Regions from separate parts of the Homo sapiens genome. Here region 1 is linked to region 2. Evidence: read pairs that join two places in POLR2A ChIA-PET (ENCODE). Cell type or tissue: PC-3. All regions are shown on one strand. Region 1 overlaps PARP1 (poly(ADP-ribose) polymerase 1). Region 2 overlaps LIN9 (lin-9 DREAM MuvB core complex component).

Evidence for each region. ChIA-PET counts read pairs that join two places held together with the same protein. Peaks named below come from ENCODE experiments on the same cell type or tissue, not always from the same donor. Only the 100,000 strongest peaks of a DNase experiment are listed, where the experiment ranks them.
Region 1: POLR2A ChIA-PET joins it to region 2 with 11 read pairs; 4 of 35 experiments call an interaction of 5 or more read pairs at or near these places.

What each region holds. Positions count from the first base shown.
Region 1 is chr1:226,370,504-226,375,503 of GRCh38, reverse strand. PARP1 (poly(ADP-ribose) polymerase 1) reads left to right here. Exons shown (of 23, transcript NM_001618.4): 14 at 1,150-1,278; 15 at 4,987-5,000. Among named protein-coding and RNA genes, the nearest start is that of PARP1, 35 kb to the left of the region's middle. RefSeq lists enhancers at 4,035-4,104, 4,125-4,184, 4,935-5,000. In PC-3, no CTCF peak of the experiment used is centred here; no DNase peak of the experiment used is centred here.
Region 2 is chr1:226,274,287-226,279,286 of GRCh38, reverse strand. LIN9 (lin-9 DREAM MuvB core complex component) reads left to right here. Exons shown (of 15, transcript NM_001366245.2): 7 at 1,355-1,512. Among named protein-coding and RNA genes, the nearest start is that of LIN9, 32 kb to the left of the region's middle. In PC-3, no CTCF peak of the experiment used is centred here; no DNase peak of the experiment used is centred here; H3K27ac peaks cover 292 bases.

The DNA.
Region 1 (5,000 bases), 96 kb before region 2:
TATTTAAGGCTGCATTGAATCCCGTCCTGTGCGTGGGCTGGAATTTATCATTAATCAGAACAGCTTCCTGCCTCCTGTTAGTCATTTAGATTGATTCTGGGCATTTACTGTAATGATGCTGATATACATTTAAATATTTGTGTGCCTCTGTGATTGTTGTCATTACAAGTAGGTACTGGGTCATAAGGTAGATGCACTTAAATAGGGGTTTTGAACACATAGATACTTTGCCCTCCAATGAAGTTACACCCAGAAGATAACAGAGTACATTTAAGATGGTGTTTCAACACTGAGAGTAGGTCTACTATGAAGGTGACAGCAGCAGCCATGAACACTAACAACGCAAGTTAGCTCTTGGGTAAGCCAGTCTGATTCCAGGTTCAAAGCCCAGTGCCAATTCCTTTCACTCCAAATACCAAATTCCGTTTTAGTTGCTAGGGACACTGTGCTGGACAGAGCACCGTCTATACCCTCATACAGTTCAAGTCTAAAGAGTTAAAGCAGTTTCAGTACAGTGTGATCTTGATATAACCTGGGTTCTTCAGACAGTGGGGGGTGGAGTCTCAATAGTCTATTAGGCAGCTTAGGAAGAGGACGGACAGCTAATGCTACGATGTGCTTTAACACTGTCAGCCTGGCTGGCAGCGCATGGGACTGGTTGCTTGGTACTTTGGGAATTTAGAGAAGGCTATATAAACTTAGTCTTGCAACTGGCCCTTGTGTGAGGAAGTGTAAGAGAAAAGAGAAGGAATTTGTCCATCAGTTTCATGTCCCATTGCTCCAAAGTTTGCTTCTACAGCTGCCCAGCACTTCCAGGTTGGGCATGAGTGGGCACTAGACAGGTTCCCAGGCAGGGACCAGCAACCCCAGGGTGGGTCAGCCCATGCAGACGCTGCAGTGGCAACTAGAATAAGAATCTGGAGCAGCCAAGAGAACTTCAGGGCAGGCACAGGAAGAGTCTGACCCATGTGCAGCATCAGGCACACTCATCCTGGCCACTGTTTTCCACACCTTTTTGATTAACACTCAGCTTTTTTTGCTGGTGGCACTCTAGCCTGTGTCCTTTGTCTGCAGTCCAGCCCCACAGACGCAGATACCTTGCTTGAGTTGTTGATTTGGGTCTCTTAGCAATGTGCTTTTTTCCTGAAGGATGAAGAGGCAGTGAAGAAGCTGACAGTAAATCCTGGCACCAAGTCCAAGCTCCCCAAGCCAGTTCAGGACCTCATCAAGATGATCTTTGATGTGGAAAGTATGAAGAAAGCCATGGTGGAGTATGAGGTTATTGCGCTTTATCATTTTATCTGTGAGCATTTGCTGTGGATGATTATTTGCTGAGCTAGTGAAGAGCTGTCTGCCTGTTCTTGTTTCTGTTTCAAAAACAATACATTGGCTGTCAGCTTCTTGTACCTGTCCTTCAATCTTAAATTGTGTGAGTGTTGGGGCCTGGAGTGGTTGCACTTTTGCAGAGGGTTGTTTGATTTGCAGTGAAGCATGTGTTGTGTTGGAGAGAGTTGTTCCTGGTCCCTAGTCCCCTTTGTACTTTTTTTCTGAGACAGAGTCTCACCATGTTGTTGCCCAAGCTGGTCTCCAACTGCTGAGCTCAAGTGATCCACCCACCTCAGTCTCCCCAAATGCTAGGAATATAGGTGTGAGCCATCGTGCCCGGCCCACCCTTTGTATTTTTCCCCTTCTTCATGCTGTGGCAAGGTGTATTAGCCATGCTTCCTTTGTGGCCCAACCAAACCAACCAACTGGAGTTACCATGGGAAGTGCAAGATAGCCCACTTAGAGTAAAAGAAAATTGCTGTGACGCTTGATTCGTAAGATAAAATTCATACCAGTTTTTAAAAGGTTGGCAGTGGGGTGGGGGTGGTGGTTGCTGGATTAGTCATGCTTCTGTCCAGGGCAGAATGGCAGAGACTGCAGGCAGAGGCTCCGTGTTTCCTGTCTGTTCTCCTTCTCATCTCCGCTCTCCGCCCGGGAGATGAGTGCAAAAGGGCGGCCCCCTTGTTCTTGCTGCTCCTAGCATCAGAGCTCTTAAGTACTGACCCTGGGGGCCTTCAGAGCAGAGGTGGTCCCACCTGGCCAGCAAACACCCTCTCCTCTCTACCCTAGCTGCTGAACCCAGAAGCTTCAGGCTGCTCTGAAAAACAAGCAGCTGTGATGCATTTGGTTATTCCCTTTGTTCTAGGCTCCTAGGAACCAGTGGAGGTTAAGAGTCTCAGATCAGCCTTAAGCATTCCACCCTTCTCCATGGGGTTGCTCCCTTCACGCTCACGTTCTGCTGTCTTCCCAAGTCCTTCCTCCTAGAACCTCCTGGCCTGCCTTAGAGCTGGGAGGACAGGGGGTCAAAACTGGGCAGTATAAACCACTGGCAGCCTAAGCCGCATGGACATCAGGGCCAACCCCGTATCTCCCTGCCAAGAGCTCAGCCTGGCAGGAATGCTCACGCCTGTGCTGTTGTAGAGTGGAGTGTTGAGTTACATCCTCTAACGGGTTTAAAAAATGGCCAGGGCTTGTTCGCTGTGCTTGTTGAAATCGCTGTGTGATCTGACTTTTGTTTATGAGGTCACTAGTGTGAACAACTTATGGGTGGGCTCACTGAGAATGAGGGACGGAGGTGGAGGGAAAGGTTGAGAGGTGCTACGGTAAGGGAGAAGAGGGGCTCGTTTCATTCACGTTTTGAAGTCCTGCACTTCATTTCCAGTCTCCCACACCTTGGTCTATCTGTGATTCATAGACGTTCTCAGCTATTCTCAAACCCAAGTCCTTTCCTGTGAAATGTTGTTTTTGTTGTTGTTTTGTGTTTGGTTTGGTTTGGTTTGGTTTGAGACGGAGTTTCACTCTCTTCGCCTGGGCTGGAGTGCAATGCACGATCTCGGCTCATTGTAACCTCTGCCTCCTGGGTTCAAGCGATTCTCCTGCCTCAGCCTCCCGAGTAGCTGGGACTACAGGCGTGCACGACTGTGCCTGGCTAATTGTTTTTTTATTTTTAGTAGAGATGGGGTTTCACCATTTTGGCCAGGCTGGTCTTGAACTCCTAACCTCAGATGATCCACCTGCCTCAGCCTCCCAAAGTGCTGGGATTACAGGCATGAGCCATGGCCCCCAGCCTGAAATGACATTTTAATGTTTTTCACTGGACAGGTAACTAGTTTAGCAGGAAGAAAAGGGACAGGGGCGCTGCTTGCTGAAACAAGCTAAAAGGCAGCTAGCTGGAAGTGTGTGGAAAGCGGGGTGCCCACTCCTGACCTCAGCGGGGTCCACGTGGGATTGGGGTAACCATGTGGAGAAGTAGACACAGTGGCCCTCGGGGCTTCATCCCCAGCACCAGGGGAACCTGACTCTCCCTGTGAGGAGGGCACATCCTGAGTCCAGAAGGGAATGGGTTCCGGGCAGTCACGACACATGGCAGGGGGCAGGGTTCCAGGCTGCAGCCCTAGAAGCCTCCTCCTGGCTGCAGCTGGGGCTCGTGGGTCCCCAGTGCCAAGGTGTTTCTCCCACTTTTCTGTTTCTCTCTCAACTGGGCAGCTGTGGAGCCACTGCTCCCAGCCCGCTGTCCAGCGCTGTGCCTGAGTTTCTTTTCCAGTAGTGAGGGCGGCCTGTGTGGATGGAGCCCACCTCTTATTTTTAGTCTGTGCGTATGTTTTGAGGGGTGTACAATTAGGGAAACTAGGTATTTTCTTTTTTTTACATAAACACCAGAATTATACAGCGTGGAAAATGTCGCGCCCTTCAGAGCTCTGCCCTCACTCTGGCCATGCTCTGCCGTCAGAACTTCTTTTGGGATTCCTTCTTGAGAATTGCTTTCAGAGCTGATTGAGGGTCCATACCAAAGTCACTCTGTTCTTTTATTGTACCTTGTTCTTGGCTTGAAATAGATTATCCACCTTCTTCCCCAGATGTGGCTCCGGCTACTTAATTCTTGCCAGAAATCAGATCTTCCCTTAGGATGGAGTTTGCAGTGTTGAGGGTACAGGGAAGCCCATGCCAGGGCTTGTGGATGTTATTAGAAGCTGTTGGCTCCTGGTAGGTGTCTGATGAGCTGTGAGCACTTTTCACATCCTTTTATTTAATTTTATCACCATAGCAGTTCCATTTCTAAGATTCTTGTTCAGTTCTTTGTTCCAAGCACTGCAGGAAGTGCTGGACATGCAGAAATGGAAAGGCGCAGTCACGGCCCCCAGGGAGCTCAGAAGGGTCTATTGGCAAAGCCCCAGAGACGATGTCTCAGGATACAGAGTGTGGGGCCCATTGGTACACAGGTGTCTCCACGCAGGGGCTGAGCCAAATAGGCAGGGCTGCTCGCAAAAGGGAGTGAGTGCCTTTTAAGGAAGGTGGCCCCACTTAACAAATGGAAAATGAAGGCTGCAGATCTCATGCTTCTTCCACTGCAGCTTCTCTTGATGGCAGGCAGTTCCCAAGATATGAGCAGTAGCAATATTTGTTGGAGGTGACTGATCTGAAAGGGACAGCATTGATTTGAATGTAAGTCCATAAGTTCAGGAGTGTGTCCTTTTTAAAAATAGTGTTCAACACTTGAAAACTCTTGGTTCTTTTCCAGGTGGGAACCCAGGGGTGCACTTAACTAACTGCCTTGGCTCTGGGACCCCAGGGAAGGCCGCTGGGTGGGGTGGTCAGCATGATTTATGAGCCCTCATCTGCACATCAGAATTGGATGGGAATTATGCTATATCTTCGTCCAGACGTGCTGGACTGTTTGAAACTGGGCATAGGGGCAGAGGAGACATGGTTGGCTAAGCCCAGCCGTAAAGGAAGTGAGCAAGAATCTTCAGACACACTGCCATCCCTCATGGTGGGGTGGGGCTACAGACTCTGGATTTGGGTCACTGGTGTCCTCAGGAAATCCCAGCAGGCTCCTGACTGCTCCTGTTGGGGGCCTGAGGGTGGGCTGCCCGGTCCAGCTCTCCTGCGATCACACTGCACAGTGCCCAGCTTTCAGAGCGAAATCCCCTGTCTCCTCAGATCGACCTTCAGAA
Region 2 (5,000 bases):
CTATGTTGCCCAGGCTGGTCTCAGACTCCTGGGCTCAAGCAATTCTTCCACCTCGGACTACAAAGTGCCAGGATTAAAACATGAGCCACCATGCTTGGCCAAAAAGAAACAATTTTTTTTTCCCCCAAGACGGAGTCTCGCTCTGTTGCCCAGGCTGGAGCGCAGTGGCACGATCTTGGCTCACTGCAAGCTCAGCCTCCCGGGTTCACGCCATTCTCCTGCCTCAGCCTCCCAAGTACCAGGGACTACAGGCACCCGCCGCCATGCCCTGCTAATTTTTTGTGGTTTTTTTGTTTGTTTGTTTGTTTTTTGGTTTTTTTTTTTTTTTTAGTAGAGACGGGGTTTCACCATGTTAGCCAGGATGGTCTGGATTTCCTGACCTCGATATCTACCCGCCTCGGCCTCCCAAAGTGCTGGGATTACAGGCGTGAGCCACCGCGCCCGGCCTTTCTTTTTTTTTTTTGAGACGGAGTTTTACTCTGTCACCCAGGCTGGAGTGAAGTGGCTCAATCTTGGCCCACTGCAGCCTCTGCCCTCTGGGTTCAAGCGATTCCCCTGCCTCAGCCTCCTGAGTAGCTGGGATTATAGGCGCCTGCCACCACGCCTGTCTAATTTTTGCATTTTTAGTACAGACGGGATTTTGCCATGTTGGCCAGGTTAGTCTCGAACTCCTGACCTCAGGTCATCCACCCGCCGTGGCCTCCCATACTGCTAGGATTACAGGCATGAGCCACCACGCCCGGCCAGAAACAATCTAAGAACCTATTTTTGAATACAGTATACTTAATGAGAAGAAAAAAAGGAGTGGTGAGATGAATAGATTTTAAGGTTTTTTTGTTTTTGTTTTTGTTTTTTTTAAGATGGAGTCTCACTCTTGTCGCCCAGGCTGGAGTGCAGTGGCGCAATCTCAGCTCACTGCAACCTCCGCCTCCCAGATTCAAGCGATTCTCCTGCCTCAGCCCCCTGAGTAGCTGGGATTACAGGCGCCTGCCACCACGCCTGGCTAATTTTTGTAGTTTTAGTAGAGACGTGGTTTGGCCATGTTGGCCAGGCTGGTCTCTAACTCCTGACCTCAATTGATCTGTCCGCCTCAGCCTCCCAAAGTGCTGGGATAACAGGCGTGAGCCACCACGTCCGGCTGATTTTAAGTTTTTAATCTCAGCACTTGAGTCCAGGAGGTGGAGCCCAGAATCGCTTGAGCCGGAGATGGAGGTTGCAGTGAGCCAAGATTGTGCCACTGCACTCCAGCCTGGATGACAGAGCCAGACTCTATCTCAAAAAAAGAAAAAAAAAAGATTTTAAGTTTTTATATGGGGTAGTTATCAGTTTGTATGTTTTTTATAATTTATTCTAGATGTTCTTCTGCATTTTTTGAGGAAGAGAGATCAGCATTAAAACAGAAACGGCAGAAAATAAGGCTCTTACAACAAAGGAAAGTTGCAGATGTTTCACAATTCAAAGATCTCCCAGATGAAATTCCTTTGCCTCTGGTTATTGGAACGAAAGTTACAGGTAAGTGAAAACAAGCTAATTACTCTTTTGACTTGTAATTTTTAATCAAGGTAATCTTTTTTGTTTCTTTGGTTCTTATTTTATTTCATTTTTAATTACCAAGAAATATTTACAATAGACATCGTTAACCCTCACCCTATCCCTATCCCTCAACTCTCTCTGAGCCTGGTTGATGCTCAGGGATGGAGTAGGGGTTCTGTAGTACACATCACTTGATATTTTTTTTCCTTAGTGACTTTGATTTTTCACTAGAATGTGTTTACACGTACACATGGGACAAAATTCTGAAGGTGTAAATAACCCAGATAATCTCTATTCGAGAAATGGCTTTTAAATTTAGAAAGCTTAAACTGTAGCTCTGTGCAATTTACTATAGAAGTTACTCTTTCTTCATGCATGAAATCTATTTTTTAAAGTAATTGGGAAAAAGTGTATTGGTTCAAAGTAACATCTACTACAATATAAACTAAAGCCAACTGCTACAAAGATGAAATTTAATAATCTATTGGAGTAAGTATAGCTATGTATTATTTTAAAGTTTTTTTTTTTTTTTTTTTTCTTTTTGAGACTGAGTCTCCCTCTGTCACCTAGGCTGGAGTGCACCTAGGCTGGATCTTGGCTCACTGTGGCCTCGACCTCCCGGGCTCAAGCAATCCTCCTGCCTCAGTTTCCCAAAGTGCGGGATTACAGGCATGAATCACCACACCTGGCCGTAAATTTTTTTTATTTTTAATTATTCTATATTTTCCTTCTACATTGTTTGTTTTCCTTTCCTAACTAGCCTTGTCTGGTTAGTTCACAAATACCATTGTTCTCGTGGACTTTGGGTCTAGAAATAGTCCATTTCTAATGATTGAATAAAACTAAATTATTCACTAGTCTGCTCAACATTTTATAGGGGTGTAAATTTTGTCCGTTTTATAGATGTGATTCTGTGTACTCATGGAGAGAAAGTGCAAAATCTCAGGTTTAAGTTAATCCTTAATTACTTGGTGAAGGCAAATTACAATATATGTAATACAAGAAATAAGGAGTTAAGTGGATAGAATAGGCTAGTAATTGTACTGAGTAATTGTACTTCAACCATTGAAAAATGGTTGGAGTAATTCGAGAATAGTTTTTGGAGGGAAGGGAACCTGGAGTTACATATTTATATCATTTTTCCTGGCTATAAAAGTGGTACTTGTTTCCATTATATTGTAAAAACGATTAAGATGAAAGGTAGAAAATAGAGAAGAGACTGAATCATGCATATGAAATGCAAACACAGTTTATCTAGGAGAGACTAGATTTGGTAATAAATGAGTGTATATTGACAACTCACTGTGTAATCAACAGATTATAGATGATATGATCTCTGTCTTAAAACTAGTCTGGAAGTAGAGGTGGAAATGGGATGAGATGGGTAGACAGCATATTTGAAAAATGTTTAGTTGTAAAAACTCCATATAAATAACTACAGCAATAAAGTCTAGTATAAGTACTAATGCTGACATACTGATTTATGCCAGAGAAATGCTGACGTGAAGAGTGACTCTCAGACTCATTAGGAAATCCTTAGAAATTCATTGTTTTAGAATTTTAAGAACTGGTGATATTATTTGACAAGACTGAAAATCTTAGGTAGTGTTTTTATGTAAGTACTCTTGTTACAGTGGAGAATAGGTTAGACAGGCTATAGCAAAATGTGAGAAAATTACTAGAGCTGTTTTGTGTGTTGTGTTTTTTATTTTTGTTTTTGTTTTTTGAGACAAAGTCTTGCTCTGTTGCCCAGGCTGGAGTGCAGTGGTGTGATCTCGGCTCACTACAACCTCCACCTCCAGGGTTCAAGCAATTCTCCTGCCTCAGCTTCCTGAGTAACTGGGATTACCGGCACCCGCCACCACGCCTGGCTAATTTTTGTAATTTTTTTAGTAGAGATGAGATTCCACCAAGTTGGCCAGGCTGGTTGGTCTCAAACTCCCAACCTCAAGTGATCTTCTGTCCACCTCGGCCTCCCAAAGTGTTGGGATTACAGGCGTGAGCCGCTGCACCCAGCCTAGAGCTATTTTTTCTTTTTTTCTTTTTTTTTTTTTTTTTTTCTGAGACGGAGTCTTGCTCTGTTGCCAGGCTGGAGTGCAGTGCCTCAGTCTCGGCTCACTGCAGCCTCTGCCTCCCAGGTTCAAGCGATTCTCCTGCATCAGCCTCCCGAGTAGCTGGGACTGCAGGTGCACGCCACCACACCCGACATATTTTGTATTTTTAGTAGAGACGGGGTTTCACCATATTGGTCAGGCTGGTCTCGAACTCCTGACCTCATAATCCACCCGCCTCGGCCTCCCAAAGTGCTGGGATTACAGGTGTGAGCCACCGCACCCAGCCTAGCCTAGAGCTTTTTTAAAGCAATGTTTTACATTTTCTCTTTGGGCTAGTGCAGGGGTCAGCAAACTTACGGCCTATAGGCCAAATCTAGGCTGCCACCTATTTATGCATAGTTTGTGAGCTAAGAATACTTTTTATATTTGTAAGTGGTTGAAAAAAATCAAAAGAATAATGATATGTTGTGACTTATGGAAATTATATCAAGTTCACAGGGCCTCCTTAAGGAGTAAACATGCTCTAAATAAGTTCATAACTGAAACAGACCAGCCCCTACAAAATATAAAAGCAAGTGTGATGGGATCGAAAAGATCTGCCAGTAATTTTTTTTGTCTACAAGAAAAAAATTCAACACCCTGTGTAGCATACAATAAAAAAATTGCTGTACTTGTGGGGAAAAAAAGACTATTCCATAAGTCAATAAAAAAGCCATCAATAGAGATAGACTCTGAGATGACTCAGATGTTGGGATTAGCAGACAGTGACTTCAAAATAGCTATCATAAGACATGTTCGTGAACTTAAATGTAAATATAAATATAATGAACAGAGAAAATCTGAGTGAATAAATGGACATTTTTTCAGATAAAGAAAATGAATTTAGAACTGAAAAGTATAATATTTGAAAAGAAAAACTTCTGAATGAACTTAAAAGCAAATTGGAAACACTAAAAGACTGGGTCGGTGAACTTGAGAATGTTATCAGTAGAAATTATCCAAGTATGAAAACAGGTAGGAAAAAAATGAAAAAAAAAAATAGACCCTCAGATCCCTCTGAGACAATATTAAGCAAGATAACATATGTGTAATTGTAGTCCCCGTAAAAACAGGAGAGAGGGGACATTATTTTATGTGCCGATGCACATAAAAAATATTAGATGAAACAAAAGCTGAAATTTTTCCAAAAATATAGATCTAAGATACTCTGAACCCCAAGCAGGATACCCACATATACACAAAACCCATCATTAGACACAATACAGAAAATCTTCAGAGAAACTCTTAAAAGCAGTCACAGAAAAACAGCATATTATGTAAGAGGAGCACTGATATGGATGGCAGCCAACTTCATATCAGAAAAAATGCTAGAAGTAATGCCAAAAAAGTTCTTCAGACTGAAAGGAACTTTTT